2 separate regions of the Mus musculus genome follow, and region 2 is linked to region 1. A link is a loop called in an ENCODE intact Hi-C map of the cell type or tissue named here. Cell type or tissue: left cerebral cortex. All regions are shown on one strand. Each heading gives the region's core, and the rest is flanking DNA. Links, peaks and the distances in the headings are about the cores only. Region 1 holds the start of Gm40577 (a long non-coding RNA gene). Region 2 holds the start of Gm40578 (a long non-coding RNA gene).

Evidence for each region. Peaks named below come from ENCODE experiments on the same cell type or tissue, not always from the same donor. Only the 100,000 strongest peaks of a DNase experiment are listed, where the experiment ranks them.
Region 2: it touches region 1 in a loop (12-fold over the local background); 2 of 42 quality-filtered maps call a loop at or near these places.

What each region holds. Positions count from the first base shown.
Region 1 is chr12:110,411,938-110,424,052 of GRCm38, forward strand. It overlaps Gm40577 (a long non-coding RNA gene), which reads right to left and starts at 6,127. Exons shown (of 3, transcript XR_873021.2): 1 at 6,069-6,127; 2 at 4,673-4,785. In left cerebral cortex, for the core only: CTCF peaks have their summits at 4,483 (motif pointing right), 6,983 (motif pointing right) and 7,190; DNase peaks (open chromatin) are centred at 5,383, 6,744 and 6,999.
Region 2 is chr12:111,498,119-111,510,233 of GRCm38, forward strand. Gm40578 (a long non-coding RNA gene) reads right to left here and starts at 4,591. Exons shown (of 3, transcript XR_003950153.1): 1 at 1,347-4,591; 2 at 143-239. In left cerebral cortex, for the core only: CTCF peaks have their summits at 6,989 and 9,086 (motif pointing left); DNase peaks (open chromatin) are centred at 2,862 and 6,970; H3K4me3 peaks cover 904 bases; H3K27ac peaks cover 837 bases.

The DNA.
Region 1 (12,115 bases), core at 2,414-10,413:
AAACATAATTGAAAAAATCAACAAATTTGAAGTTAATTTTACCTCTTGGCACTTATGTGCGCATATCCACACATACACATAATTAAAAATAAAATAAAGCTTCTTTTAAAAATAGGTTGGAAAGCTTCCGGTTTCCATCTTCGTCCTGGAGCTGACCCTGTGCCACAGCTCTCCGTACCCAAATCCCACCGGGAGAGAGCTGGTCTCCCAGGAGTACTGACACACAGGCTTACAGGGGGAACAAGCCACAGTCTGAGACAGCAAGACCAGTTAACACCAGAGATAACCAGATGGCAAGAGACAAGGGCAAGAATATAAGCAACAGAAACCAAGGCTACTTGGCATCATCAGAACCCAGTTCTCCCACCACAGCGAGCCATGGATACCCCAACACACTGGAAAAGCAAAACTGTGATTTAAAATCACATCTCATGATGATGATAGAGGACTTTAAGAAGGACATAAAGAACTCCCTTAAAGAAGTACAGGAGAACACATGTAAACATGTAGAAGCCCTTAAAGAGGAAACACAGAAATCCCCAAAAGAATTTCAGGAAAACACAACCAAAATTGAACAAAATCATCCAGGATCTAAAAATGGAAATAGAAACAATAAAGAAATCACAAAGGGAGACAACCCTGGAGATAGAAAACTTGGGAAAGAGGTCAGGAGTCATAAATGCAAGCATCACCAACAGAATACAAGAGATAGAAGAGAGAATCTCAAGTGCAGAAGATACCATAGAAAACATTGACACAACAGTGAAAGAAAATGCAAAATGCAAAAAGCTCCTAACCCAAAACATCCAGGAAATCCAGGACAAAATGAGAAGACCAAACCTAAGGATAATAGGTATAGAAGAGAGTGAAGATTCCCAACTTAAAGGGCCAGTAAATATCTTCAACAAAATTATAGAAGAAAACTTCCCTAACCTAAAGAAAGAGATTCCCATAAACATACAAGAAGACTACAGAATTCCAAATAGATTGGACCAGAAAAGAAATCCCTCCTGTCACATAATAGTCAAAACATCAAATGCACAAAACAAAGAAAGAATATTAAAAGCAGTAAGGGAAAAAGGTCAAGTAACATATAAAGGCAGACCTATCAGAATTACACCAGACTTTTCACCAGAGACTATGAAAGCTAGAAGATCCTGGGCAGATGTCATGCAGACCCTAAGAGAACACAAATGCTAGCCCAGGCTACTATACCCAGCAAAACTCTCAGTTACCATAGATGGAGAAACCAAGATATTTCATGCAAAACCAAATTTACACAATTTCTTTCCACAAATCCAGCTCTACAAAGGATAATAGATGGGAAACTCCAACACAAGGAAGGAAACTACACCTTAGAAGAAGCAAAAAGGTAATCTTTCAACAAACCCAAAAGAAGATAGCCACACAAGCATAAATCCACCTCTAACAACAAAAACAACCGGAAGCAATAATCACTTTTCCTTAATATCTCTTAACATCAATGGACTCAATTCCCCAATAAAAAGACAGACTAACAGACTGGTACGTGAGCAAATAAACCCGATTTTAAAACGGGGAACAGAGCTAAACAGAGAATTCTCAAATGAGGAAACTCAAATGGCCGAGAACCACCTAAAGAAATGTTCAACATCCTTAGTCATCAGGGAAATGCAAATCAAAACAACCCTGAGATTCCACCTCACACCCGTCAGAATGGCTAAGATCAAAAATTCAGGTGACAGCAGATGCTGGTGAGGATGTGGAGAAAGAGGAACACTCCTCCATTGCTGGTGGGATTGCAAGCTGGTACAACCACTCTGGAAATCAGTCTGGCGGTTCCTCAAAAAATTGGACATAGTACTACCTGAAGACTAAGCTATACCACTCCTGGGCATATATCCAGTACTACCGGAGGATCCAGCAATACCTCTCCTGGGCATATATCCAGAAGATGCTCCAACATGTAGTAAGGACACAGGCTCCACTATGTTCATAGCAGCCATATTTATAATAGCCAAAAGCTGGAAACAGCCCAGATGTCCCTCAACAGAGGAATGGATACAGAAAATGTGGTACATTTACACAATGGAGTACTCAGCTATTAAGAATAATGGCTTCATGAAATTTGCAGGCAAGTGGATGGATCTAGAAAATATCCATCCTGAGTGAGATAACTCAGTAACAAAAGAACACACAGGGTATGTACTCACTGATAAGTGGATATTAGGCAGAGTGTGGAATACCCACGATACAACTCACGGACCACATGAAGCTCAAGAGGAAGGAAGACCAAAGAGTGGATGCTTCAGTCTTACTGAAGGGAAGGGAAGGGAAGGGAAGGGAAGGGAAGGGAAGGGAAGGGAAGGGAAGGAAAGGAGGAGGGAGAACAAAATAATCAAGGGAAGTAGAGGGTGGGAAGGACTTGGGAGGAAGAGAAAAGGAGGAGGGGAAAGGGGGCAGGATCAGGTATGGGAGGAGATGGAGGAGATGTACAGAGGGTCAGGAAATGGAAAGAGGTGTGTAGCAATGGGGGATGGGGAACTGGGAGTAGCAACCAGAAAGTCCCAGGTGAAAGGAAAGCAAGAGCACCCCAGGACCCCACGTAGATGACAGTAGCTGAAATACTCCACAAAGAGGAGGGAGAACCTGTCGAGACCATATCCAGAGGTTAGGCATTCCCCGCCCCTCCCCACCCCCACCCCCCATTGAGGGATGGGGCCACCCACCCGTCTCCAAAATTTTAACCCAGAATTGCTCTTGTCTAAAGGAAATACAAGGACAAAGAGTGGAACAGAGACTGAAGGGAAGGCCATCCAGAGACTGCCCCACCTAGGGATCCATCCCACATGCAGACACCAAACCCAGACACTATTTCGGATGCCAAAAAGTGCTTGCTGACAGGAGCCTGGGATAGCTGTCTCCTGAGAGACTCTGCCAGATCCTGACTAATACAGATGCGGATGCTCACAGCTGATGCCCCAGTGTGGAGGCATGCTAGGGCGGTGGGTGGGTGGGTGGGGGAGGATCCTCATAGAAGCAGGGTAAGGGGGATGGGGTAGGGGTTTGCAGAGGGGAAACCTGGAAAGGGGATAACATTTGAAATGTAAATAAATAAAATATCCATTTTTAAAAGGAAAAAAGAAAAAAACAGGCTGGAGAATTAGCTCAGCAATTAAAAGTCTCTCAGGGGACCCCCAACTCAGGTCCCAGCATTCACAGATAGTGGCTTCCAACTGTGTGTAACGCCAAGCTCAGGATGTTAACAGCCCCTTCTGGCCTCTGTGGATACCTGCACTAACATGCTCTCACACACACAGAGACACACAGTTAAATGACCAAGCCAGCTCAGTTAGTCAACCGGGTCACAAGCAAGAGAGTGAGGATTGAAAAGGAAAGACAGTTAGACAAAACCATAACCTGACTCCAGCCCGTGCTGAGGATGAAGCAGCTTTAATCCTCTCCAGCCTGCTTCTATATCATTCTAGGTGCACCCAAAACACATGGTCGGTTCTTAGATCACAGACTAAGTAATCAAGCGAAGTAGTGAACAAAGCCCCATGGTCACTGTTTCTAACACTCTTATCTGAGCCTACTGACAAATGCCAAATTCCCAGAAGGTGCACTAAAAGCTCTCAACAGTTAAAAATAAAAGTGAATGGTTTTGGTTTGTTTTTAAAGATTGATTGATTTATTTTATGTACGTGAGTACACTGTAGCTGTACAGATGGTTGTGAGCCTTCAAGTGGTTGTTGGGAATTGAATTTTTAGGACCTCTGCTTGTTCCGGTCAACTCCGCTCACTCAGTCCCTGCTTGCTCCGGCCCAAAGATTTATTTGTTATTATACATAGTACACTGTAGCTGTCTTCAGACACACCAGAAGAGGGCATCAGATTTCATTACGGGTGGTTGTGAGCCACCATGTGGTTGCTGGGATTTGTACTCGGGACCTTAACCACTGAGCCATCTCGCCAGCCCTCTTTCTTTCTTTCTTTCTTTCTTTCTTTCTTTCTTTCTTTCTTTCTTTGTTGTTGTTGTTGTTGTTGTTGTTTGTTTTTTTGTTTTTCGAGACAGGGTTTCTCTCTGTAGCCCTGGCTGTCTTGGAACTCACTTTGTAGACCAGGCTGGCCTCCAACTCAGAAATCTGCCTGCCTCTGCCTCCCAAGTGCTGAGATTAAAGGCGTGCGCCACCACTGCCAGCTCTTGTCCTCATTTTCTTTTTAATTTTTATCTTTTCGTTTTTTCTTTTTAGTTTTTTGTTTTGTGTTTTGTTTTGTTTTGTTTTGTTTTGTTTTTGAGACAGGGTTTCTCTGTGTAGCCCTGGCTATCCCAGAACTCATTATGTAGACCAGGCTGGCCTCAAACACACACATGTCCACCTACCTCTGCCTTCTAAGTGCTGGGGTTGAAGATACCTGCCATCTCCACACCAGCACCACTGGGCTTTTTTCTTTTTCTTTTTACTTTTACTTTTATTAAGCTCTGCCACATGTGTGCAATGCCCATAGAGGCCAGAAGAGGGAGTCAGGCCCCTCTAGAACTAGAATTACAGGCGGCTGTGAGCCAAGGTGTGGGTGCCAAAAAGCCAACTTGGGTCCTCTGCAGGGGCAGCTAGAGCTCTTAACCGCTGAGCCAGCTCTCCAGCCCTCCTAATATTCTAATGAAGAAAATTTCAGAACCAAGTGCCTTCACCTGACAACTCTTCCACATATGGGGGAAATGTCGACACCAATGTTTCCCAACTCATCCAGGAAAGTAGAAAGAGAAGAAACGTTTTCCAGGTCTTAATACAATGCCAGCAGACCCTGGAGAAAGATTAACACATTAATGTTTTAATATCTGAAGCCATCGTTTCTACTAATAGAAACATAAAGATATTAAGATATATATATAATTTGGGGTGAAACAAAGTTTTAACGAAATATCCAGCAATAAATGCCAAGATGCAAAGAGTAACCAACCATCACAGGGGAATCCATGTAACCATTCGTCACAGGAGAGTCCACGTTCGCTACCTTCACGGGAGAATACACGCCCACCAGTCAAGTTTCCCCCCAAAATGCAGAAAGCACTCAGTGCTGTATGAAACACTGTAACTCGACTCTTGGGGTATGTTTTTTCTTTTTTTCTCCTTTCTGTGTGCATATGTATACACACTCATATGTAGATTTGTGTGTGCACGTGTGTAGAAGTACACACGCATACATGAATGCTCGCGGAGGTCAGCGGTCAACACTGGGTTCCTTCCTCAATCATCCGCCAACTTATTTTTTGAGACAGGGTCTCCCACCACACTTGGAGCTCACTAATTTGGCTAGGCTGGCTGGCCGGTGAGCCCTAGAGCATGCGCTGTCTCGCTCAGCTTGGCTGGCTGGTGAGCCCCTGAGCATGCGCTGTCTCGCTCAGCTTTCTTGTGGGTGCTGAGGATCTGAACTTGCACAACAAACACTTCACCAACTGAGCCATCTCCCCGGGCCTCAGTCAGCACTTGTCGTGATTAATTTAATGTACGGACGATACGCAGCCACAAAGTACCAGCTATTTGATCAAACGTCCATCTGTGTCTGAGGTCACTTCTGCATTTTGATAACAACGGAAGCCCGGCCCCAGCAATACACCCTGTTCTCCATGATGTCAATGGGCTTCATCTAAGGAGCTGAAGGCTTGGAACAAAGCCATCAAATCCAACTGTGAGAGGTCTCAGTCAGGAAAGCCACTTGCCGCAAAGGAGTTAGAACTGCTTATAGACTGACCAAAGTCCTTCCAACTTCCTAACAATTCCAATTCCTGACACCGCGATGACATGCCCGCCACACCCTACAACCCCAGACCACCATGAAAATACAGTCCACAAGCCAGAAAAAAAAAAAAAAAATCCCAGTCCATTCCCCGCCCCCTCCTTTTTTGTAGCTAAAATTCCTCCTCAGAGAAGGCATTAGCAAAGTCCACCTCTCCTCCTCCGAAGGTCGCAGGAACACGCCAAGGCATAGTTCTGCCAAAGTGAGTGGGAATCAATGCATTCCTTGGGCTTCTGTACAGAGGGTAAGGCGAGGGATTACAAACACTAGCCACACCTAAAAAGCCTCACCCAGCAAGGACGAGGGCCATCCCTGCAGCCACACAAACAGTCCCGGGGCTGGTCCTTCCCGCCTCTATGTACTTTAGCCCCTCCCCAAGGCCTCGAGCAGAATTGCCACGGGGTAGGGAACAGGTGGATACTTCAGGCAGAATCTAGAGCCCTACCCCACCCACTAGGAGGAGGGGCATAAATGGTCAACAAGCCCCGCCCGCGTAACCTTTTGCAGGGAAGAAAGGCTGAATGCTCAAGGTGACATTAGGCGTAGACATTTATTTCTGGCAAGTGCTACGTCCCTGACCCAGGGTCACACACACACACCTGTTGACTGTACTGTGTTTCCTGTTAAAATAGGAGGAGCCCAGTTCAGAGCCCCAGCACCGGGTTGCAGGCAGGGCAGGCAGCTGAGGTGAAGCAGAGACAGGAGATCCCAGGACCTTGCTGGCCAGCCATTCTAGCCAAAGGGCCAGTTGAAAGTTCAGTGAGAGACTGTTTCAAAAGGTAAGGTGGAGAAAGATAGAGGAAGACATCCAACATTGATCTCTGGTGTCCCCGTGGTCACAAGCCAGTGAACACACCCACATGCACACATCTGTGTGCACGCCTGACAATACACACACGTGCGCGCGCGCGCATCCATGATGCACACACAATGAAAAACCTAGCATGCAGCCCCAATCACTAACCAGAGAAAGGAAACTGAACGAGATTGTCCTCAAAGCTTTGTTCATCAGCCTAAAGGGTACCAGGGACAGAAGGCTGTTCCCAAGTGTCCTTGGCAGGGTGGGAGTAGAGTGGCCTATGCTGGCACGTTCTGTCCACCTTCCAGGAATAGGCTGCCTGCTGCCTGCAGAAAGGCCAGAGGCTGACATGCGGCAGAGGAAGAGGGATGCAGGCCTAATAATAACTTGAGAAAAACCACCCAGCTGAGAACTCCTAGATGCAATGATAAGCTTTGAACACCAGATGGCGCTCAAGGATCATAGTTGCCCTTTTTTTTTTTTTTTTTTTTTTTTTGAGACAGGGTTTCTCTGTGTAGCTCTGGCTGTCCTGGAACTCACTCTGTAGACCAGGCTGGCCTCGAACTCAGAAATCCACCTGCCTCTGCCTCCCAAGTGCTGGGATTAAAGGCGTGTGCCACCACGCCCGGCCATAGTTGCTTTTAATATCTTGGGCCACAGAAACCACTCATCACTGAGTACATAAGCTTGTTGGCTGTGATTAGCTCCATCCTTGCAACTACCCATGAGGTATTTGGTGTTTCTATTTTACAGATGAAAACTGAAGTTTGAGATCATGCAGTGACCCTTAGCAGAAGGCTCATCACCACGATGGTCACCCTGGGAACCCCAAGCCATTGTGTAAACATTCCAGAGGAAATCTTCCAAGGATGCTCTATCCACCTGTGAGCTGCTGAAAGTGTGTGCCCTAGGGTGAGCCCAAAAAGGGTCCAGCAGTGGGCGCGCGGGGGCAGGGGGGGTGACAGTGGCTGCAGCGCATGCCTTTAATCCCAGCACTTAGACAATCGCAGAAGGATCTCTGAGTTCGAAGCCAACCTGTTCTACAAAGTGAGTTCCAGCACAGCCAGGCCCACACAGAGAAATCCTGTCTCCAAAACAAAAACAAACAAACAACAAACAAAGGGTCTGGCAAATGTGCAGGCTTTTGGCCAGACAACTGAGGCTCTGAGCCAGATCTGAAGTTTCTACAGGACCACATACTGGGATGGGGCAGTATGACACCAGAAAGAGCCCTCCTGCCTGGCTACCAGTTTTAGCTGGGGTTTTACTGCTGTGAACAGACACCATGACCAAGGAAAGTCTTATAAAGGACAACATTTAATTGGAGCTGGCTTACAGGTTCAGAGGTTCAGTCCCTTATCATCAAGGCAGGAACATGGCAGCATCCAGGCAGGCATGGTACAGGCAGAGCTGAGAGTTCTACATCTCCATCTGAAAGCTGCTAGTGGAAAGCTGCTTCCAAGCAGCTAGGATGAGGATCTGAAAGCCCACACCCACAGTGACACACCTACCCCCAACAAAGCCACACCCACTCCAACAAGGCCACACCCTCCAATAACACCACTCCCTGGGCCGAACAAATACAAACCACTACACTATCTAAACCCCATTACACGTGGTCCTGCACATAGGCCTGGGGACTCTGTGCAGAATTCAGGGCCACATCCATCCCTCAGCTCTGCAAAGCCCAACACTCATGGTGCTCCTTCCTGGTAGATACTTTGGGGACAGGGGGACAAATGGAGGAGAAGGTTGGAAAGAAGGGGTGTCACAGACAGACTGCAACAGGGCACAGGGCTGTTTGGGGGACCTGTGAGAAGGTTCCAAGAAGCTGGCATGACGAGAGGGAGGCTTGCTGAGTAGGACAAGGGTGTGTCACAAGAGGCCACCACGCGAGCTTCGGAACAGAGGGTTACCCTGCAGCTACAGAACCCTGTGCTCCAGAGAGCTCAGAGCTCCCGAGGTGTAGGGTAGAGCCCACGTGTAGTTATATAGCTACACCAGGAACCTGGAGGTATACTGCTTGAGAGAATGCCAGGAAGTCAATCCTTATAGCTGTGCTGGGAGACCAATATCAGTCTGCTCTGGAGAGGAGACTGGGCTTGAAAGTTCAGCTCACACGCCACTGCACACAGCCAGTCTCCCTCCCGGGACCAGATCTTTGCACACTTATACTTAGGCCCCATCCTTTGGCAAACCTTCTCCTCCACCTAGAAGGATCACGGCTGATTTCACCCAGTTATTTACCTACTTGTTTTTTGGGTTTTTTTAAAGATGTATTTATTACTATAAACAGGTACACTGGAGCTCTCTTCAGACGCACCAGAAGAGGGCATCAGATCTCATTATGGGTGGTTGCTAGCCACCATGTGGTTGCTGGGATTTGAACTCAGGACCTTTGGAAGAGCAGTCAGTGCTCTTACCTGCTGAGCCATCTCAACAGCCCTACTTACCTTCTTGTAAAAGTAACTTTTATCCCCCTGTACAATTGTCATCTCTGAGGCTCACCACCTCAGTCTGCTAACTGAGACCTGGTCACGAAAGCGTCTAGTCACCGTATAATCTAATCCAGGCCTAGAATGTTTTCAGCCTCTGAGACTTGCTGGAATACACTCACCCCTTCCGAGTTCTTTCTGAACTCTGGCTGGCTGATTCAGCTCTCAGCTGTTCAGGCTCAAACTCCTCTGCACTCTGATTCAATCTGGCTTCTCTCTCAGTTTCTGACTGAATTGTTCTGCTTCGCCTCAAACTAGCTCTGGCAATCCACTCTCATCTTCTGTCTCCTCATTCTCCGGCTCATTATGTCTTCACCTGTATGTAGCCTGTCCTCTGTCTACAACCTGTCTCTGTACAACTATCCCAGAAAACTGCCTCCTCCTCCTTTCTCTCCCTCTCCCTCTCCCTCTCCCCCTCCCCTTCCCTCTCCCTCTCCCCCTCCCCCTTCCCCTTCCCCTGCCACTCCCCTCGCCTCTCTCTCTCTCTCTCTCTCTCTCTCTCTCTCTCTCTCTCTCTCTCTCTCTCTCTGCAATGCTCCCTTAAGTAGCTTCCCTTTCCTCTCTTCTCGTGAGAGTTTGGCATATCCTATTCTGTCAAGTCTCTCTGATTCATCACTGTGTCTGCCACTCAATTAGACATCACATTCAAACATGAGTGCTTCCTTCTACAAACTAACGTTACCTTCATTGTTTGGTGTGTACTAAGGGCATATCTGTATTCTGGCCAGAGGGACTAAAGGGGTGTGTGTGTGTGTGTGTGTGTGTGTGTGTGTGTGTGTGTGTGTGTGTGTGTACACTCATGGGCTGAGCCACACCACAACTAGAAACAGGTTTTTCAGTAGTTAGCACAATCTCAGGATCCACAGTGTGATCAAATATCCTGCAACACCTTCAATATTAGCACTTGAGAACCTGGGATGCCTACCCAAATTACTTGAAGCTATGGCCTCTACTTGGGGTGCCATGCCCGAGCAGCTGAGTGGGAGGGCTCCCCTGCCTCTGTCGTGGAATTCGGATTCCATATTTCCACCATGAGGGCTGTCCCTGAGCCCTATAGAGGGAGGGAGCATAAAACACACACACACACAGACACATGTATGTGAGTCATAACAGCAACACCAGCGCTCGAAGGAGTGCGTTCTCAGCTCAATGTCCGAGGCTCCAAAATCCTGTGTTGAAATCTTTTTTTTTCTTTTCTGCATGTGTGGATGTGATGTACACTGCATATCTGTATGCATTTTTTCGTGTGTGTGAGCACACGTGTGGGGATGCACGTGCAGGTGTGTGCAAAGGCTAACACTACCTGTTTTCCTTGATCACTTCGCACACCAAACACTGAGGCAAGGTTTCTCAATTGAACCCAGAGCTCACCAATCCAGCTAATCGAGCTAGCGGCCTTGTACCAGCAATCCCATTTTCTGCTTCCAGCCTGCTGAGATTACACATGGCCGCCATGCCCATCCAGCATTGCGTGGGTGCTAGGGATCCAAACTCCAGCATCATGCTTACATGACCGACACGTCACCTACAGAGCCATCTCCCATCCAGGGTTGGACATGCAGGGTTGGAGTGCCACTATAAGGCATGCATAGAGACACAGAGGCAGCTTGGAGTGGTCAAAGCCTGGAAGAAGTCGGGGGTGCAAAGCCAGAAAATCCTCCAGGGCCTTGCTGGACCCTAAGAGTATCCAGCAGGAGCAGGGGAAAGTGGGTGCTGTAGAAAAGACTCCATCTTCTCATTCGACCCCAGGTGACCTCAAACAGGCACTGCAGGCACAGCCATGCTGTGTAAGGGCCACGAGGAGGCCCCAGTCAGAAGCAAAGACTAAGCTGTGATAGGAGATGGGCACAGCGTTCTAACCCGGTGGGCTGAATGGACTGCGTGACTGTCTCACAGCTGTGAGCCACACTAGAGGACATTTAGCTGAGACCATTCTGAACTGTGGAAGGCACCGCCTGGTCCCCTGACTGCTTCTTAGCAGGCAGCGTTCAGCACAGGGAAGCAGAAGTTACAGGGTTGGTAAGTCCTCAGCGTTAGAATGAGAGGGTTTCCAGAGAGAACCCAGGTATGCTCAGGTGACCCTCTGAGAAGATTCACTCTCAAGCAGAAGCCAGGAACCAGTTATGTTCAAGACAATGCAGGTCCCACTGGTCTTGTCTTCTCCATCCCAGACAGATGCCTCAGAAAGCGGACATGATGGTGCATAGCTCTAATCCTAGCATTCGGGAGGCTGAGACAGGGCCTGGACTACACAGCGAAATCCTGTCTCCAAAAGAGAAAAGACAGAGACAGACTGTGGGCACACCAAAGGGAGCCTCCCGTAGGGTAATGCCCGGTGAGGCTTGGCCTCATAACCCAGGAGCACCTTGGATGTATGGGGAGGTGTAGACTGTACTGAGAATGTGTTATCATTAAAACCCTGGTTATGTGGAACAACAATATGAACTAACCAGTACCCCCAGAGCTCGTGTCTCTAGCTGCATATGTAGCAGAAGATGGCCTAGTCAGCCATCATTGGGAAGAGAGGCCCCTTGGTCTTGCAAACTTTATATGCCCCAGTACAGGGGAATGCCAGGGCCAAGGAGTGGGAGTGGGTGGGTAGGGGAGCAGGGCAGGGGGAGGATACAAGGAACTTTCGGGATAGCATTTGAAATGTAAATAAAGAAAATATCTAATTTTTTAAAAAGCCATGGTTATGTTATGTAAATATGTTTTGTTTGTTTGTTTGTTTGTTTGTTTGTTTGTTTGTTTTAATCCCAGGCGTGGGCTGTGGGGCTGCTTCAGGTTGTCCACAGCTGCTATGATTTGTCTCATGCTCTAGCAGGGGTGTGATTTTTGCCCCCTGTAGATAGCTTATGTTTAGAATTCTGGGGACTCTTGAAAGGAGCCCAGAGAGGGCCTGTGATGGTGGCTGCTCCCCCTGCTGCTCCTGGTTGCTGGGTAAAGAGACATGAAGAAGAAACCATATATCCTGACAGTGAAGACTGGACCTGCACCCAAGGTACCCGACACCCCTGATCAGCAGGAGGCAGTCTAAGGAGAT
Region 2 (12,115 bases), core at 2,358-10,357, 1.1 Mb after region 1:
AACACCTTGTACTGAGGGCTACGTGGAAAGTGACATGAGCAGTGGCTTGAGATGCTCCACAGGACAAGAAGTAGGCAAATCCCGTGCAACCTGGCATGTTCCTTAAAGATTTGTTTTAAAGCTAGGCAATGGAGGCACATACCTTTAATCCCAGGACTCAGGAGGCAGAAGCAGAGGCAGGTGATCCTCCAAGTTCAAGGTCAGCCTGGTCAACAGAGAGAATTTCAGGACAGCCAGGGCTATACAAAAAACAAAAACAAACAAACAAAAACACTGTCACAAAACAAACCAAAACAATAAACAAACAAACAAATACTTGTTTTTATATTTGTGCATTTGTGGGTATGACTGTGTCTGTGCACGCTATGTGTGTGTGTGGGGGGGGGGGATGACATACACACCATAGACATCAGAAAAGGGCATTAGATCCCTAAAACTGGAGTTGGGGGTGACTGTGTGCTGCCAGAAGTGTGGGACCCTAATGGCCATAGTCCACCATATGCTTTCCACCTTCACCATAACGGGCATTCCTCAACAGATAACAACTGAAAACAGCTCTGCCTTTACCAGTTCCCAATTCAAACCTTCTGCTCACAATGAGAAATCCCCCACCACACAGGATTTCTTACAACCCCCAGAGCCAAGGGGAAGTGGAAAGAACACATCAAACCCTAAAAGCGCAACTTAAAGACAAACAAACAAAAACACTTACCACCCAACAAACAATTAGTGATGGCTCTGACTATTCAAAACACATTTAATATTTACAAGAGTGGCAAACACCCTCCCCATCTCCTCCATTGGCACTCACCAGGTCAACTCCTCTCATCCTGGTACAATGATGCGATCCCTTGGATGGGATTTAAAAGGGACCAGATCCCCTTCTCACAACCAGAAAGAGTTTTGTTTGTGTCGTTCCATGGGACCAGCCCAGGCCTATTTGGGTTCCAGTCAGAAATGCTCGACACCACCCCACCAACCAAGAAGATGGCCCACCCCTCCTGACAGATGAAGGACTGAGGAGGCCGAGGAGGTACCACCACTGGTAGATCAGGATCTCCTGGCAGGACATGCATGACCTAGTGGCAGCTGCCTAGGCCACGTGCCCCCCACAGGCTTCCCTCTCCGATGCTCTGATGGCTGCCTTTCTTTTTCTTCATTCCTAACCCTCCTGATACCCATCAATGGAGACCCTCTCTTTGCTAGAGAGGTGTATAATGGACACAGTAAGATCACAGGAACCCAGGACTGCCTCCTTGAAGGGTGCCGGACCTGGATTGAGATTCCGCTACACCCTAATTCCATCTCCCTCCACTACCCCCAGCCCTTTCCTCTGCTTCCCTTACCACAACGCAGGTGACTGCCTCCAGAAAGCCTCCATAGATGGAGGCTGCAGATCTTGGAGATGCTGAATGGAATCCACGCCCCTGGCCAAGGTGGCACCATGCTCACTAACATTAATACTCATTTTCAGCTTTCCATTGGTGGTCCCTGGGACAAATGATGATGAATGGGACTTGTGGGTAAGCTCTACCCTTACAGTTACGCCAAATACCCAGTAGGGGACCTGCACATCTCCCGACAACTCCTCCCTGCCTCCAAATTGGCCTTTACCCAGTTACCATTCTTTAACAGAATCAAACTCCAAAGGAGATTCAAGCCACCCTCTCCTGGCTACAATGTATCCATTAAACAGCGGGCCTCCTCCCCCTAGCCCTCCCCCTAGCCCTCCCCCTAACTCTCTTTGTGGACAGCTTTTGGGGCCCGCTTGGCAGAAATCTGACATTGGCCCAGGACAGGGAAGTAAGCTCTGGCAGGAATCTGATTTGGAGCTAGAAAAAAAGACAAACAAACAAAACACTTACCACCATTTTGAGCTAGAAAAAAGACGTAGGCTCAGATATCCTGGTCATCCTGATCAGCCCTTAGATAAAGTGATCATGGGGCTTTGTTTATTGCCTTGCTTGTTCCTTGACTATTTGTGTTTATTGTCTTGTTTCTTCCTCAACCTAGAACTCACCTTATTATTTGCATGTAATTAAAGTGGTATAAAAGCAGACTGGAAAAAAAAAATTAACCTGACTCAGCCTCAGAACCAGCTGGGGTCATGCTAGAAAGTTGTCTAGTTGTCTTTTTTCTTTTTGATCCTTGCTCCTGCGCTGGAGAACCTGTTGACTGACTGAGCTGGCTTGGTCATCTCTCTACGCCTTTTCTTTTGCACTTCCCCCTCCCATCCACTGTTGGCAGCTGATCCCATTAACGACTCGATTCATGAACCCTGTGGGCCTTACCCACACAAAACTTACAAAACATTCCTTCTTTTAATCTATCCTCCCCCTTTGCCTCATAGGCCCTCTTCAAGGTCCCATCCTACACACTGCAGTAACATCACGGTCACCAAGCCAGTATGTGTTACCCTTCCCCCTTGCTCTTCTCCGGTGCAATAACATAACCAGTTCCTGCATTAAACCCCGCTTTTCAAAGTTTCTGCACCCCTGCAACGATTGTTCCCCAGGTTTATCTCTATGAGCCCAAAGAACGCACTTTACAGCTGGGAGGGGACCAGGGACGTCTTCATCCCTCTGTCCACCATCTCAACTGGGCGTCATGAGCCCCGCTGGAGCAGCCCTCGTCCAGACACACCATCTGGCTGGCGATTTCCAGGATAAGTTTTACCCAGCTGTACCTTCCTCCTTGGACAGTCTCTAGTCCCTCCATCGACAGATCTCCCCCCTCCCCCCCCCAGCAAGGGTTGTTCTACAGAACTCTAGACTTATTGGCTGCTGAGCAGGGAGGGGCGTGGCTTGCATTGTGTTGGGGGAAGAATGTGGCTCCTTTGTCAATGAATGGGGCTGGTGGAACAAAACTGACAAAGGCTCAAAGATCTCCAGGGAGACCTCAGGACATGCTATGCACCCAGCACCCTACCCCATGGTACCCACCCTGATGGCTTGGCTCCTCCCCTTCTCCTCCTGGTACTTTGCCCCATCCAGTTTCCAAAACAACAGATAAGTAGCAGTGCACGAACCACTGCCAATCAGGTTCTGGTCCAGTATCAAACCATCCCCCACATGGATGCTGACTTTGATGATACTGCCCTCTTATAAAGCAAGAGAGAGGAGCTGTGGGACCTTCATGGCCCAGGGTTACAGAGGAGCTTCAAACCCAGACACCTCAAACTTGAGGACAGAAGGAGTTGGCTCCCTCCTGCTTCCCAATCTGTTCCATAAAACCAGCCCCGCTAACCCTAGTAAGAATTTATTACCCTGACAGTAACCAAGCTTCACTCCTTGTTTGACCTTATAGGGTCCCTACACACACACACACACACACACACACACACACACACACACACACACACACACACACACACACATTAAAAGCCCCTGAGTATGTAGATAAAGCATCTTCCAACAGCCCTGACCCCTGCCCTGGTACACACACAGCCATATAAACCTTGCCCCAGAGACTCTGGCCACCTCTCCAGGGGCATAAGTACCCCTCAGTAAATGGAACCATTTCTCTGAAGCTGTTCCCAGCTGTTCATTACCCAAGCTAGATCCTGCACTGCACTCACCTGCACCCAGCTAAGCGTCCCTCCCTCTAGTCCAGCTGGTTCCAGAACGAGCCTAGCTACCCTGAGGGGAAAGCAGATGCAGGGTGGCACAGAAGTATGTGCAGAGAACTAAACTCAGGTCCTCTGGAAGACCAGTATCTCCCACTTAACCTCTAAGTCGTCTCTCCTGCCCCAGGTATTAAAAAAAAAAAAAAAGGCACAGGTAACCAGGTATGATAGCCCATGTCTCTAATCCTAGCACTCAGGAGTCAGAGGCAGACAAAGCTCTGTGAGGCCACCCTGGTCTACATAGTGAGTTCTAGGCTACCCAGGGCTACAAAGTAGGAACCTGCCTTTAAAAAAGTCCCAGGTAAGTCTCGGTGCAGAGTACATGCCTCACAATGCTCCTGCAGGTAGGCCCTTCTCTCCTCATGCCCATGTGACTATGGTATTCAAACATCCCTACCATGAGCCACCAAGGGGACCCTAGAGACCCCATAAAGCCACAGACTGCAAAGGGAGTAGAACCTGGCATGCCAGACTGACCCCCCCACAAGTTTAGGCACTGGCTCCCTTTCTTTTATTCTGCTCCCCGACCCCCAAGACAGGGTTTCTCTGTACAGCCTTGCCTATCCTGGAACTTGCTCTGAAGACCAGGCTGGCCTAGAACTCAGGGCTGAGATTAAAGGTATGCACCACCACCACCCAGCCCCCTTTCTATCTTAACTCTACTGACAAACAATAGCCAACTTTGACGCTGTGCTCAAGCCCCGGGAACTGTGTACATTGTGTAATGACTTCTGTCTCTGTGAACACACACATGAACACGGGAAGAGCAGCAGCGGGAGGTAGAGACTGACAGGGGCTCTACAGATTTTTCAACTTCCAAGTCGATGTTCTGAGCAGTGGATCAGTGGGGCTGAAAAGCAATTCCGGGGATAAAAGCATTTGTTACTGTTTCAGAGAACCTGGTTCTGTTCCCAGCACCCACATGGTGGCTCACAACCATCAATAACTGCAGTTCCAAGGGATTTGATGCCCTCTTCTGAGTTCCTTAGGAATCATCAGGCATGCATATGGTACACACACACACACAAGTGGAAACTTAAGGGTTCTTTGGAAAGTCAGTTGTGTCAGATGGTGTTTTGCTGGGGCAAACACGTGAAGGAGTGTTTTCCTGAAGTGGACACAGGTGAAAGGCTAAGACAGACTCATGAGGGAGCATTTAGCTGAAGCAGACACAGGAGAAAGGATGTTCTGCTAAAGCAAGCACATGAAAGGACACGCGATGAAGGATTCTTTGCTAACAACACACATGTATTGGTCTGCCTTACATTGCATAGTTGAGCTGCATTTGTTAGGACTCCATAGAGAGAATGCACCAAAAAAACTTCTGGTGGTGTACTGCAGTTTCTTGTCCCTTCCTCAGACTTGGGCTGATTGGCAGAGTGATGTCAGCTGAGACAAACGCACGTGCTGAGGCAAGACCCATGGAGGACACTTGACGCTTGGAGGATGCTCTGTACAGCACAACAGAACAGGAAGCAGGAAGCATGGGGCCTGAAGCTTCAAAGCCCAGTGATCCAGTTCTGCCAGCCAGGCTCACGCAAGGCAAAGCCCAAAATACTTCAGGAGGAAATGACTCTAGTGAATTGTTTACAGCCTTCAAGGCAGCTCACACACGGCCTCTGCACACAACGGAGTGTGTCCCCAGCACAGATGAAACAGCCACTGAGAGCTGAGTCCGAACTGCCGATGGCTGTGGGCGGACCAATCCCTAAGCAAGTTACAGCCATGAGCTTTGTGCACACTGTGGTCTTCAACGAACCCTTCTGGAAAGACTCGTACGTGAACAGAACTTAGCTCTGGGGTAAAGACAAGAAGGAAGGCTGAACTTTTTGTTCTAGACTTTTCTGCCCTATTGAATTGATTTCCCTTAGGTGCCAATATGCTGCTGACAGGGAAAGACTAAGTCATTTCGATTTCTTTGTACTTCCTGAGTTCACTTTCTAAAAAGGGAAGGGAAGGGAAGGAAACGAAATGAAAGGGGAAACAAAGCCAGGTGTGGTGGTGGCACATCACAATCCCAGTACTAAGGAGGTAGAGGCAGGAAGGTCAGGAGTTCAAGGTCGTTCTCAGCTATACAGCAAGCTGAAGCACATTGAGGTCGGCTTGGCCTTAAGGTCCTCCACACTCAGGGTCCCTCCCACAGGGTCCACTCTCCCCGGGGACCATCCAGAGCTTTGCCTGACTTCCACAAAGTCAGCTGCTTTGTCAAGTCCTGCTAACCATCCTTTGTCTACAGGGCATCCCTGCTTCCCCATGTGTGGACTGAAGGGAAGCCTCCGCTGTCATCACACACACACACACACACACACACACACACACACACACACACATACACACCACTGAGACAGTGAAGGGGGTATGTGCGCAGACCTGTCAGCGCTCTCAGAAGCAGGCAACAGAAGCAGCCCTGCAGAAGATGGCTTATCCAGAAACTACCTGATGGGGAGAAAAGAGCTGCCCGGACTTCAGCTTTGCTGGGGTTACTCCTTCCCTGTCTCCCCACAACCACCCAGAACTCACATGACAACTGCTATGACCACGCGCGTCCCAACAAGGTTCAGTGCAGACATCTCTGTGCTAGAGATGAGGCAGATCTGAGACTCCCAACCTGATCACCTGGGACGGTCATAGCAAGGTCTAATACTCTGGTGTACTTAGCAATAACGGCATTGGGAGCTGGAGAGATGACTCAATGGTTAAGAGCACGTGTTGCTCCTGCGGAGGACCCAGGTTTTGGTTCTTGGCATCCAGAGGGAATCAGATACCTTCTTCTGAACTCTGTGGCACCAAGCATGGACGTAGTACACAGACACTCATGCAAACACTCACATAAAATGAAATTTAAATATCTAAAAAAGGAAAGTACAGCGGTGCTCTCCCTGTAGTCGCTCTTTGTTTGGGCCACTGTTCACAGATCATCACAAATCGGTTCACAAGCGCACGCTCTAGTTGTGGTGGGGGTAGGGAGGGGAGCGATGTTCAGCTCCTTCCTCAAAGGATACCTAAGCCTCCCACAGTCACTGCGGGGAGTCACGATCAACCAAAGCTCCTGAAGCCCATTCTGTCAAGCAAATACATAAACCAAAGCATGTGGGTCCTGGAGTCAAGCCGGATGACGAAACCCCCCAGTTAGCGGTAAGCAAGTCTCCGGAATGCAGCAACAATTTCGCCAGAAGGACGACTGTCGTGGAATTCGTTCCCTGGTCCCACACTCCAGCCCAGAACGACTTCTTACACCTACCCACAGAATTGGATCTCGACTCCTGGAAGATAATCCCAGGGAAGCGCCATCTCCCAGCAGAGCAGCCAACAGCTGGCAATAGCTAGAAACCACCAGCACTCAGAGATCACAGCCAGGTTCGCCACCTAGCGGTGATGGGTTGAAGCATCTGTGGGGTTTGGCTCACTGTCAACCTGGCCGGGACTTGGTCCAGGGAAACTCAGAAAGCTGGGCTGTGTCTTAGGCTTGGAGGGAAGGGACAGCCGCAGGGAACATTTTTAAGGAAACAGGACAGTGGACATCAAAAGACTCGGAATTCTTTCCAGAAGAACCCTCTGGGGAAGAACAAAGACAGAAATGACAGTTCTTAGCACTTTCTGGCACTGTGAAGGTTCAGAAAATGATGCCATCATAGTCTCACAAGAACCCACACAGACAACTAGTGTGTTGGCTTCTCACCATTCACTCTAACCTTTAGCAAGGCACACATTTATCAACTGCGATTCAATACACACCCACAAGTTTGAATGAGACCTCCACCCTTATGGACCTTCTGAAGGATTGTTTTGTTTTGTTTTATTATATGTAAGTACACTGTAGCTGTCTTCAAACACTCCAGAAGAGGGCATCAGATTTCATTATAGATGGTTGTGAGCCACCATGTGGTAGCTGAGATTTGAACTCTGGACCTTCGGAAGAGCAGTCGGCGCTCTTAACCACTGAGCCATCTCTCTAGCCCTCTTCTGAAGGTTTTTAAGTGTGTGTTCCATCCAACAACTATAATGGTACTCATTTTAAAATAACTGCTAGGTGGTAGGGGGTGATGGGGGTTGCTCACATCTTTAATCCCAGCACTCAGGAGGCAGAGGCAGGTGGAATCTCTGAGCTTGAGGCCACCCTAGTCTACATAGTGAGTTCCAGGACAGCCAGGGATATGTGTGGAGACCCTGTCTCAAAAATACAAATTATGAAGGGTCCCAGAGAGGTAGGTCAGTGTTTGAGAGCTCTTGCTGAGCGATCGTGAAGACCAGAGTTCATACTCCAGCACCCATATGATAAGCTAGGTGTCCCATGCATGCCAGCAACCCTGTCTGCGAGATGGAAGAAGGGAGGAGGATTGGTGGGGTTTACCGACTTCCAGCCTACCCAAGAAAACTCAAACCCCACGTTCAGAAAGAGACTCTGCCACAAAGGGTAAGTGATGGGGGCTGGAGGACACCATCTCTCTTGGGGGCTGGAGGACACCATCTCTCTTCGGGACTCCATGAGAGTGTGGGTTCTCAACCTTCCTGAGCTGTGACCCTTTAATACAGTTACCACATGAGTTGTGGTGACCCCAACCATAAATTAGTTTATTGCTACTTCATAACTAATTTTGCTACTGTTATGAATTCGATGTGATTACTGTTATACAAATATCTGATATGTGATCCCAAGGGGGGTGTTGACCCACAGGTTGAGAAACATTGATATACATATATATAACTCTGCCACACACATACAAACAAATAATTTATGCTGATGAGGTAATACAAACCTGTAGCACAAGCTCTTAGAAGCTGAGGCAGGAGGATTTCATGTCTTAAGCCCCTGTCTCAAAAAATACATTTGTTATTCTGTTTATAAGTTCAGTTGAGGGGCTGGAGAGATGGCTTAGAGGTTAAGAGCACTGTGTGTTCTTCCAGAGGTCCTGAGTTCAATTCCCAGCAACCACATGGTGGCTCACAACCATCTGTAATATGATCTGATGCCCATTTCTGGTATACAGATGTACATTCAGACAGGGCACTCATATATGTAAAATAAATAAATTTTAAAAACAAGTTCAGTTGATTTTATAAGTTCAGTCTCATTTGCCAGCTGTTCTAAATAAAAACCCTTAAATCTTTTTGTATATGTAATTACTTTAAATACAATTGAACAGCTGACAAAATACTCTCTAGTGTGTAAGACAGGTCTTTTTTTTTTTTATTTTATTTTAGCCAGGTGGGAGGTGGAGGTAGGCAGATCATTGAGTTTGAGGCCAGCCAGTCTACAGATCAAGTTCCAGGACAACCAGGGCTACAAAGAGAAACTATCTTGAAAAAGCAAACAAAAATATCTATTGTTGTGGCTGGGGAGTTGGCTTGATGATTAAGAGCACTGGATTCTCTTCTATAGGTTTAATACCCAGCATCTACATAGTAGCTCGCAACCTCTTATAGCTCCAGTCCTAGGGGATCTGACGCCCTCTTCTGGCCTCTGTGGCCACTGCGAGCATATGGTAGACAAACACACATACAGGAAAAACACACACATATAAAAGTTACAGAAGAATCCATTTTAAATGTTTATTTATATGATTTCACGTGTGTGTTGGGGTGGAATATGTACACCTGAGTGTAAATGTCCATACAGGCCGGATGTATCAGCTCTCCCTAGAGGTGGAGATGCAGTGGTGGGATGGTGGGGTACCAGATGGGTGAGTGGTGAGGACCAACTCAGATCCTCGGCAAGAACGGTAGACACTCTGTTGAGAGCTTTTGGTGCCTCTTCTAGGAATTTGGCACTGAGCCGGACAAGGAAGTAGGCTATGGCAAGAATATTAGAAATGGCGTCCACGGGCTTTGTTTACGGTGGTGCTTTGTTACCATCTTGTGTGACCTCCTTGTTCACTACTTCGCTTGATTACTTTGTCTGTGATCTAAGAACCGACCATGAGTTTTGGGTGCACCTAGAATGATATAGAAGCAGGCTGGAGAGGATTAAAGCTGCTTCATCGTCAGCACGGGCTGGAGTCAGGTTATAGTTTTGTCTGTCTTTCTTTTTCAATCCTCACTCCCTTGCTTGAGACCCGGTTGACTGACTGGGCTGGCTTGGTCATACTCTTAGCTTCTGAGCCATCTCTCGAGATGCCGGGATAGATCGTACGTCCAAATTCTCTCCTATCCCTCAAGTCACAAAAACATGAGACCCAACTAACGTGATCATTTACCTCCCTGTTCCAGGGATGGGGCTTCAGGTCTACAAGAGGCGAAGGTTTCATTTCGGTGCTGCTGGTCTCAGGTTAATCACAGCCGATTGCTCTGCCCAAGCTGACTTAGAAACCACAGATCCTTAAATCAAAAGTATCATAGGAGCGACCTTGATAAAAGTCATTACGGGACGCTCAGGCTTCCCTCTGAAGCGCCACAAGCCCGGCCTCCATCTGTGCTGATCTCCACAGATCATCTCCAGGCTTCCACAGAGCTGTCATCTGAGCTCGGGTGCTCAAGGGCTTTTCCAGCCCTAAGCTCTGAAATCCTTCCACAAGCCTCTCCCAGAACAACACAGCAATATCCCAATTAATATGTGTGTGTGAGTTTGTGTCAGGTTTGTACCAGTTCTGTTCTAGTTTGCCTTCTGGGATAAGCGTTTGCCTTAGTTAGGGTTTTGCTGCTGTGAACAGACACTGTGACCAAGGCAAGTCTCATAAGGACAACATTTAATTGGGGCTGGCTTACAGGTTCAGAGGTTCAGTCCATTATCATCAAGGTGGGAACATGGCAACATCCAGGCAGGCATGGTGCAGGAGGAGCTGAGAGTTCTACATCTTCATCTGAAAGCTGCTAGCACAATACTGACTTCCAGGCAGCTAAAGTGAGTCTTAAAGCCCACACCCACAGTGACACACCTACTCTAACAAGGCCACACCTCCTAATAGTGCCACTCCCTGGGCCAAGCATATACATACCATATCATCGACCAAAAGCAACTTGAGGGGAAGGGTTTGTCCCACCTGACATCTTACTGTTCATCACAGGGGAGTCAGAGCAGGAATCTGAGGCAGGAACCCGGAGACGGGAACCAAAGCAGAGCCATGGAGAAATACTGCTCACTGCTTGCTTCTTTCAGCTCGCTCAGCTTGCTTTTTATACAGCCCAGGACCACCTGCCCAGGGCGGCACTGCTCACAATGGACGGGACCCTCCCACGCACCACTAACCAAGAGGATGCCCTGTAGACTTGGCTCTACAGTCAATCTGATGGCGGCATGCTCAGGTGAAGCTCTCTCTTCCCAGATGACTTGGCTTGTGTCAAGCAGGGGCTTGGTGGGAGTGAGCAAGGATAATAAAGGGTAATGCAGTGTGTGAATGTGATTACAAGCATCACCTATGTCTGCTAACATCTCATAGTAAACCCATGATTAAGAATAATTAATATGTGATCATTAATACATCATAGCACAAACAACCTCAAAAGGAAAAAAAAATGTTTTGATTAAATGAAGCAGGAAAAATAGTGCCTCCAACAGAAGTACAGCCCAAGGACTCCAAAGGCTTCTCCCAGATGTCCCATCTTGGCAGTGCTAATACAAGGCTGGAGCTAGAGAGAAGTGTGTTGAGGCCTGGGATCAGCACTCAGAGGATGGAGCACCACAGGTTCACACAAGACAAGTGATGAGCAGACGGTGTCGCCCAAAGGTCCCTGCTGTCGACTCCACAGACGCGAATCACGACGCTAGGCTTGAGAGGTTCTTTTACCGTTAATTTTAATGTAATTTTTAAAAAGACTTTATTTTAATTACATGCAGATGTGTGTGGATATGTGCATGTCAGTGAAGGAAGAAGAAAATATCAGATTTCTCGTGATCTGCCTGATGTGGGTACTGGGAATTGGACCCAGAGCCTCTGGAGGAACAGCCAGGACTTTTTAACTTCTGAGCCAGCTCTCCAGCCCCTGAAATGTTCACATCCTTAGTAAGACATCAGTGACCCTGGTCACTTCCCTTCATTTTACTTCTGTGTTTTCTTTGTTTAAAAAATTGAAATATATATATACACATATGTGTGTGTGTGTGTGTGTGTGTGTGTGTGTGTATCTCCAGGTGGTGGTGGCACGTAGTACATTCCTTTAATCCCAAGCACTCAGGAGGCAGAAGCTTACAGATCCCTGGGAGTTTGATGCCAGCCTGGTCAACAAAGTGAGTTCCAGGACAGCTAGAGCTACACATACACACTCACACACACACACACACAAAACACACAAAACCCCTTGTCTTGAAAAATATATACATAATGTATGTGTGTGTATACATATTTGTATATATATATATGTATGTGTGTGTGTATATATATATGTATGTGTATATATGTGTGTGTATGTGTGTATATATGTGTGTGTATGTGTATATATGTGTGTATATATGTGTGTATGTGTATATATGTGTGTATATGTGTGTATGTGTGTATATATGTATGTGTGTATATATGTGTGTGTGTATATGTGTGTGTGTACACACATGTATGAATG